Linked DNA regions of Homo sapiens: region 1 is linked to region 2. Evidence: chromatin loops called from intact Hi-C (ENCODE). Cell type or tissue: mammary epithelial cell. All regions are shown on one strand. Each heading gives the region's core, and the rest is flanking DNA. Links, peaks and the distances in the headings are about the cores only. Region 1 overlaps TMEM51-AS1 (TMEM51 antisense RNA 1). Region 2 overlaps TMEM51 (transmembrane protein 51).

Region 1 (4,388 bases), core at 269-4,268, 78 kb after region 2:
TATTCATCTCATTAACTTACTAGTTGTCTGGAATCAGTTGCCTGGGAGTGGCCCCTACTCTGGTTTTCAACACAACACACTCTTAAGAGCCAACTGCACACTCTGGGGGAGGAAGGGCAATGTTTCTGCAAATTGTTGTTCCCTTGGCATATTAGTTATCTATTCCCATGTTACAAATTATGCCAAAACGTAGTGGTTCTGTGAAAAACAGTATGTATTATTTCATAGGTTCTGTGAGTCAGGATGAAAGCTGGTGCTCCTGGTTCAAGGTCTGGCACAGGCTGCAGTCAAGATGCCTAACAGGCTGCATTATCCCGAGGGTCAACTGGGGAGGGACCTGCTTCCAGGCTTACCCACGTGGTTGTTGGTAGAACTCAGCTCCTTGCAGGCTGTTGGCCAGAGACCACTTTAGTTCCTGGTCAAATGGGTCTCTTTATGGGATGGCTTACAACTTGGCAGCTGGCCTTATCAATGCAAGCAAATAAGGAGACACACACACACACACACACACACACAGAGAGAGAGACAGAGAGCGAGCACGCCCACACATACACAAGCAAGATGGAGGTCACAGTCTTTCATAACCTAATCTCAGGAGTGACAGCCCATCATTTTTACTGGATTCTATTCTTAGAAGCAAGACATGACCAAGGAGAGGGGACTTCACAAAAGGTGGGGTCATTGGGAGCCATTTAGAAGCTGCCTGGTCTGTTGGGGGCACAACACCTTGAGATCATGGGCATTAGAACCAAGTTTGATGCCAACTTTTAAAAAATTTTATTATTGGATCTTGAATTCCTAGCCTCAAGTGATCCTCCTGCCTTGGCCTCCCAAAGTGCTGGGATTACAAGGATGAACTGCCATGTCTGGCCCAATGTGAGCTGTTTCTCTTACCTAGTGTTAAAATAAAATGGGAGGCCATTAGGCTGAGGTGGCTCCCATGCCCTGGGATTCTATATAAACAAGGTGAAGCTTAACCTTAGCCAATCATAAAAGACCAGCTAAGCATTAATTACATGATCAGGAACTTTCCACCAGGATCATCTAAATAAGGCAACTGCCCAAACCTTAACCAATCAAATAATTTCTTTATTTTCCACATTCCTTATTTAATTTATCTGATTTTCCTCTTTACTCTATCAAAGCCCTTCCTTCAAACTCCTCTGGAGGAGCCCTGAACCACCTTCGATTTGGTGCTGCCCAGTTCATGAATTGCTGTTTGCTCAAATAAACTCTTTAACTTTTTAATGTGCCACCATTTATCTTTTAACACCAGCAGTGTGAGTCCCACACGTTGCTCTATCTCACCCAGCCTCGTCCCTGAGGATCAAATGTTACCTACCTTGATGAGCCACCTTGCCCAGTGTGTGAGTTTCCCGTGGCTGCTGTAGGAGATTGCCACAAACTTGGTGGCTTATTCTTGCACGGTTCAGTGGCCAGAAATATGACATGGGACTCACTGGGCTAAAATCAAGGTGTCAGCAGGGCTGTGTCCCTTTCAGGAGGCTCTAGGGAGAATCCGTTCCCTTGTCCTTTCCAGCAGTGAGAGGCTGCCGGCACTCCTTGGTCTGTGGCGCCTTCCTCCATCTCCACAGCCAGGAATGGAAGTTGAGTCTTTCTCATGTTGCACCGTTCTGACCTTTTCAGTAGCCACACTTACCTCTGACCCACTTCTTTCTCCTCCTTCACCCAGCGTTAAGGATCCCTGTGGCTACATAGGGCCCCCTGGATAATCTAATCTAGATATTCTTCCTATTTTTAGGTCAACTGATGAGCAGCACTCATCTCACCTGCAACCTTAGCTCCCTCTGCCATGTAAAGTATCACAGTCACGGGTTCTAGGAACCAGAGTGTGGGCCTCTGGGGACCCATCATTCTGGTGACCATGGAGTCCTTCCTTGAATCAGTTTTCATGTGACCCAAGGGCCTCCCCTTTCTCACAGGCCACACCTGGCTGCCTGATTGTCCCTGGCAGGGGGGTCCTGGCACCCAGAGGAGGAGGCGCTCCCCATATGCCCAGGGGCCAGGAGGGAGGCTCATTAATCGTGTAGGAACATGAAGAGGAGGCAGGCGGCTGGACAAAGTGATGTTCAGGGTCTTGCTTCGAGGTTCCCACGTGTGTGTCTGACTCCCTGGGGCTGCCCACGTGGTCCTGTGGTCCTGTGGTTTTACTCCAGGAGGCCACCTGCCTGCCACCCCTCAGAGGAAGGGAAAAAGCTGCCGTTTCACGTTGGAGCTGCACGCACAGAGGAAGACCTCCTGCCTGGCATCAGGCCATTCCTCAACTCATCTCCTGCTGGGTGGTCTATCGTCCTCACAGCGTGCTGGGCTCAGGATCTGGGCCTCCTGGCTGGAAGGGAATCTGGGTGGCTTAACAGGTTTTATTTGTCCTGAGGCCAGCTTTCAAATTTTGCCGACCCCACTGATGTTTCTGGCATCCTGTGGAGGAAAGAAAACAAAAGCCATTTCCCCCCCAAAAGCCACCTTTTGGGATTGCAGACAGCTGGCAGGGATGGTGGGGGGCCCTGCCCACCTGAAACTTTGTCTACTGGGCCTGGATCTCTGAGTGGCCTAGGCTGCTTTGGTCCTTCTTGAGCTGAGCTGGGCTAGGCTGGTGAGGGGCGTATTGTCCTGCCATCTAGTGGCGAGTTCTGGGACTGCGAGCTATAATGGCCCAGGCGCTGCCTATAGTGGAGCCATATATACCAGGGCGGTTGGTCCCAGGCCCCTGGTCATGCCACAGAATCACCAAAGGAAGTTTAAAAACTACGTAGGCTCCAGACTCACCCCACACCTAGTGAATCAGAAATCCCGAGGCCTGGAAATAAGCATTTTAACTTTAGCGTGTAGATTCCCTAGGCCCTATCTCAAAACCCTAAATTATTGGCTTTGGAGAAGGACCTAGAAATCGGAACTTTTAACAAGAGTACTCCAGTGACTCTCGTGAGCAGCTTGACTTGAACACCACCCATTCAGCTGCCCACAAGATAAATGAGGCAACTGTGGGATGTAGATTATTTTAAAAGCTGATACAATATTCGATCGTATTACTAGGAGCATAAAGTCCAGGTTAAGGGAGGATAGCAGTTAAAAACATCTGGGTTCGAATCCCTACTTTTGATACTACTAGTTATGTGACCCGGGGCCAGTGTCTTAACTTTTTCCTGCCTCTGTAAAGTGGGGATAAGAGTACCTGTCTGCCAGGATTACAGCAAGGACTCAATTAGATCTCATGTAAAGGGCACAGGGCCTGACCCTTGGGAATTGGGCCCTTCATTACGATTCCACTGCTTGGGCCTATGTGGGAGCACGGTGTCCTTATTCAGGGATGTATTTATGAGAGGATTGTCCAGAGAAGGAAGAGATGGAAGGGGAGACCATGGAAGAAGGACAAGGGGCATGGAAAAGGCTTGAGGGTCTGTAATGGGGTTGGGGGAAGGAGATGTTTTGGGAGGGAGGCATTTATGCTGCTTAAAAAAAATAACAGGCCAGGCGCGGTGGCTCACGCCTGTAATCCCAGCACTTTGGGAGGCCGAGGCGGGCAGATCACCTGAAGTCAGGAGTTCGAGCCCAGTCTGGCCAACATGGCGAAACCCTGTCTCTACTAAAAATACAAAAATTAGCCGGGTGTGGTGGCTCATGCCTGTCATCCCAGCTACTCAGGGGGCTGAGGCATGAGAATCACTTGAACCCAGGAGGCAGAGGTTGCAGTGAGCCAAGATCGTGCCACTGCACTTCAGCCTGGGTGACAGAGCAAGACTCTGTCTCCCCAAAACAAAACAAATAACAGAGGGTCAACGTGGAAGAGGGACCAGGAGGCAGAGTGATAGAAAGTCCCCATGAGCAACTGGAACTAAGAAGGGCACAGGCAGACTCATGGTACAGTGAGCTCACAGCCACAGGAGACTGCAGGCCGATGCTGCATGAGGAATCTGTTGGGTGCCATAAAGCAGTGGTTCCCAACTGTGGCACTTATGTCCCTCATGGAGTGTGACCTGATTTGGGGGACATGCAGGTGAGCATTTGCAGGAATATTTATTTGTATATTTATGTGCATACTTGGCACATAGAGGCACACATATCCGTACCCACATCTATGTATTAGAAAACAGAGCCAGCGTCTTAGGCCTGTGGTTACACAGACACAGGCAGTGATGTCAGGTCTGGCCCGATTTAAAATAGGCAGCTATTATGCCAATAATAGTAGAGCTGGTTGTGGATGTGGTTGGAATAGTCAGGGTGGTCTTGGGGAACCCAGCCATAGAGGAACTTTCTGCTTGGGTTTGGAGACTGATGTCAGTGACATGGACTGGCTTTCCTGTGAGTGAGGACTCCACCCCAGGGCCTTCACTCTTGTGTCACCAAGAGGGTGTCGGCAAAGTTGCCGT
Region 2 (4,388 bases), core at 99-4,098:
CTTCCTACCACAGGGCCTTGGAACTTGCTATACCTACTGCTTGAAAACACCCTTCCACCTGTCTCTTTTGTCTGGCTACTTATTTATTTATTTCTGTATTTAAAATTTTTTAAAAAATTATTTTAGAGACAGCATATTTCTTTGTCACCCATAGCTCACTGCAGCCTCGAACTCCTGGGCTCAAGTGATCCTCCCGCCTCAGCCTCCCAAGTACCTGGGATTACAGGTGCACACCATCACACCCAGCTAATGTTTTAATTTTTAATCTTTTTGTAGAGATGGAATCTTGCTGTGTTGCCCAGGCTGGTCTTGAACTCCTGGCCTCAAGCGATCCTCCTGCTTCGGCCTTACCAAAGTGCTGGGATTGCAGGCATGAGCCACCATGCCTGGCTATCTTACTACTTTTTAGTAGAGACCTCTGTCTCTCAGCTTAAATGCCACCTCCTCAGTGAGCACCTCTCTGACCATCCAGTGGAAATGCCTCCTCTCTCACACAGCTACACTTGGGTCCCCTGCTGAGTTCCTTGCCTTTCCTTCCCATGGGTGATGATAACACTTTGCAGTCAGTAGTAATCTCATTTTGCTTTCTTGTTGGCTCCCTGTCTCCCTCACTGGAGTATGAACTCTCTGAAACACGGTTCTTGTCTGTCTTGTCCACTGCCTGCTCCAGGCCCCAGCACCGCATGCCAGGAACTTAACAGGTACTTAGTAGATATTTATAGAACAAACAAATGAATACCTGGCAAGTTTAAAAGTTGAACCAATGTCTCATATCAATGAGGGGAAATTCCCAGTCCAAGCCTGAAGGGGAGAGGATTAATAAAAGCTAACTTGCAGGAAGATCCAGATACCCAAATCTTGTATCCGTATGCAAATAATTTGCCGGCAACATGAGGAAAATATGCAGAATAAATGTGATTTCCGTTGTGACCTGAGAAAGTGACTGTATCAGTATTCCCTGGTGGGGCTGGAGGTTTCAGCGGTTGCCTGGCCTTTGCAGGTGGAAGTCAGCAGGGAACATGGAAGCCTTTAGCCTCACCGCTCCACGCTGGGCAGAGGCTCTTTCCACTCGTGTGCACACCCCTGGCCAACCAGAGCCGGCAGGGAGGGGCTGTGCAGTGGGTGTGGAGGAGTCGGGGCCAGGGAGGTAGACCCAGCTCCAGACATCAGAGTGGCTGAGACCTGAGTGGGGCCATCACAGCCAGGCACATCTGGATTGAGTCTCCATGAACTTGAACGTGAAGACAACGACTGAAATAAGATGGGACGATGGAAAGCAGCGCTGCCCCGGCTGAAACGGGGTAAAGGGCCCAAGCATTGATGGCTGGGCCTTCCGCTGCCTCTTCTCGCTGAATTGCAGAAACTCTCCAGGACACAGTTTAGAAACTGGGAATCGGATGTAGACCCTCACGTGACCACTGAGTTCTGTGCTGTGGCCCCGGAAGGTGCAGTTGCAGAAGCGCCCAGCCCAGCTGGCTTTAGTGGGAGGAGGTCTTGCCAGTCGGAGGCGGCTGGCGGTGCTACCAACCCCCATGACAGAGGGGCTCCTTGAGCATTCTCCCTGCACCGACCTCTTCCTGCCAAGCTGCATAATTGGGAAAGGGATCCCCGGTTCCACCGGGCTGTGCCACATTCACATCACAAAGGAGGAATTCAGTGGGGCTCTCTCTGCCAAGTTTCAGCCCACAATCACTTTTGTCACAATTTCCAGTCCCATGCAGTGGGGGTAGGAAAAAAGGTGCTGAGCCCCTGCTCCTGTCCTGCCTGGGAGGGAGTTTCAGGCTACCTCCCCACGGACCAAGGTCAAAGGGTGTCAGGTTCCTGTTTCAACAGAGCACCAGGGATCTTTTAGACTGTGCACTAGGGAAAAACAAAAAGCAATGTGCAAATGAGGCATAGAGGCAGGGGAGCTGGGAGGAGGGCTGCCCAGCTGGAGAGAGCTGATGGGAAAAAGAAGAAAGGATGTTAAGTAATACACAAGGCAGGGTAAGAAGAATAATGGTAACAAGAATAGCAGTCTCCGCAGCAGCTATCATGAAATCAGCAGCAGCTGATACTCAGCATGAATCAGGTGCATTCCTAAACTCACCCGATCCTCACGGCCACCCTTCAAGGAATGATCTGCCCCACCATCTTGGAGTCTTGGACAGGGTAAGTAATTTGCCCTGGGCCACACAGCCGGTAAGTGGCACAGTCGACTCATAATCAAATCCAGCTGACTGTGAAGTCCACCTGTGCCTGCACTATGCGGGTTCCCACAAAGCTGAGTCCCTGGGGGCCACTTTCTGGGCAAGGCACCGAGGTTCCCAGAGGTGTTTCAGGACAAAAGTGTGAGGGTGACAGGTAAATGTTTCCCTCCCTACCCTCCCTCCTTCCTTCCCTCCTTCCTTCTTCCCAGAGGTGTTTCAGGACAAAAGTGTGAGGGGGTGACAGGTAAATGTTCCCTTCCCTCCCCTCCCCTCCTCTTCCCTTTCTTCTCTCTCTCTTTTTTTTTTTTTTTTTTGACAGGGTCTCACTCTGTCATCCAGGCTGCAGTGGCATGATCATGGCTTACTGTACCCTTGACCTCCCAGGCTTAAGCAATCCTCCCACCTCGGCCCCCGAGGAGCTGGGACTACAGGCACACACCACCATGTCCAGCTATTTTTTGCGTCTTTTGTAGAGAAAGGGTCTCGCTCTGTTGCCCAGGCTGGTCTCGATTTCCTGGGCTCAAGCAATCTGCCTGCCTCAGCCTCCCAAAGTGCTGGGATTACCAGGCATGAGCTACTGGACCTGAACATTTCTTTTAAAATGACTTGTTGAAGATTTTGATTTAAACAATTCCCGGTTCCCCTACTGTATGCCAGGAGCTTTGGGGGATACCGAGATACATGAGACAGACTTTTACAATCCAGCAGGAAGACAGGCGATTCTGCCTAACAGAAGGGAAGTCAGCGTCAGAGAAAGCATCAATGTGTGTTGAATGCCAATTCTGTGCCAGGCCCTCTGTGGAGCTCTTTATGTGCATCATCATTTAATAGTTATTGGTTCTATTTTATAGATAAGGACACAGGTTCCAAGACGGAAAGTAATTTTTCTAAGGTCACACAGTGAGTACGAGGCAGGGGTAGGGTACGCCTGATCCTAAAACCCACACTTTTAAACACCAAGTAGCACTGCCAAAATGGAGCGTGTCTGAAGAGCTTCCAAAAAGAATGACGGATTCAATTTGAGGAGGGCAGGGAGAAGGAAGATACGCATGCAGCTCTGCAGGGCCTTGAGGCCTCTGTGGCCTTCCTGTGGGTGGAATTTGGGGGTAAGAGATCAGGATATTCCAGGGTGAGGGCTCAGCCTCAGTAATCCCACAGCGATGGGAAAGTGGGCATCTTCCAGAATATGTCATGGCTTGCAGAGAAAAGAGGCAGCTTCCCTCCCCGACTCCAAACACAAGCTGTCGGTGCATTGTATAAAACCTGACATCACCAGGGTCCTTGCTAATCCACGTAAGTGTTGGAGAAATTAAGGAAGACAAGTTCATCTTGAAGACTCAAGGGACCAGAAGCAGAAGCAGCGAGTTCATGAACCATACATCTTTTCTTGAGGCACTTGACATAGTGTCTTTCTCTAAGCAGGTGGCTGGTGTCCAGCCTTATTTAGAAGGCTGGCACGGGGGACCCAGTCACATTCAGTATTTCTTGGGAAATGTGACATCTCACATTTCAGAGACTTCCTCTGCCAGGATAGCACTGAGGGATGCAGATCTCCTGTCCCCGTCAGCCCAATGTGAGTCTGACACCTCGAACCTTCTCCAGGTTCTGGCCATCGGTGTCTCTGGGGACAACAGCAGCAGCCCCCCGACCCTGGCAAACAAGGCTAAGCACAGGCTCTGACCATCAGCCAGACCCCCAGTACTCTAGTCCCCCAACCCCCAGCACATAGTTAGGGCACTGACACCCCAGGCACTTTACACAATTTAGCTCATTTATCCCACCCAACAGTCATATAAGGGAGGTACTGTCATCCCCACCTCTGTCCATTTTATCAAGGAATACGCTGAGGCACAGAGGTGGAGAAACTTGCCCAAAGTCTCAGTTTAGTAAGTGGCAGCGCCTGTCCACAAAGCCCCTTGTTTAGGCCGTCCTCATTCACGGAGCAGCAGAAAAGCCAGCCTTTCCACCAAGGCAGGGCAGAGTTCCCATCAATGAGGTCTCGCTCTCTCACCCAGGCTGGAGTGCAGTGGCGCGATCTTGGCTCACTGCAACCTCTGCCTTCCAGGTTCAAGTGATTCTCCTTGACTCAGCCTCCCAACTAGCTGGGATTACAGGCGTGCGCCACCACACCCGGCTAATTTTTGTATTTTTAGTAGAGACGAGGTTTCACCACGCTGGCCAGGCTAGTCTTAAACTCCT

The links. Hi-C counts contacts between places; a loop is a spot of excess contacts. Peaks named below come from ENCODE experiments on the same cell type or tissue, not always from the same donor. Only the 100,000 strongest peaks of a DNase experiment are listed, where the experiment ranks them.
Region 1: a loop joins it to region 2, with 5 times the contacts of the local background. A loop is called at or near these places in 6 of 110 quality-filtered maps.

What each region holds. Positions count from the first base shown.
Region 1 is chr1:15,126,955-15,131,342 of GRCh38, reverse strand. All of the region lies in intron 1 of TMEM51-AS1 (TMEM51 antisense RNA 1), which reads left to right. Among named protein-coding and RNA genes, the nearest start is that of TMEM51-AS1, 23 kb to the left of the region's middle. In mammary epithelial cell, for the core only: a CTCF peak has its summit at 2,641 (motif pointing left); a DNase peak (open chromatin) is centred at 2,652.
Region 2 is chr1:15,204,344-15,208,731 of GRCh38, reverse strand. The region is part of intron 1 of TMEM51 (transmembrane protein 51); the gene reads right to left. Among named protein-coding and RNA genes, the nearest start is that of TMEM51-AS2, 35 kb to the right of the region's middle. RefSeq lists enhancers at 3,301-3,470, 3,839-4,388. In mammary epithelial cell, for the core only: no CTCF peak of the experiment used is centred there; a DNase peak (open chromatin) is centred at 2,171.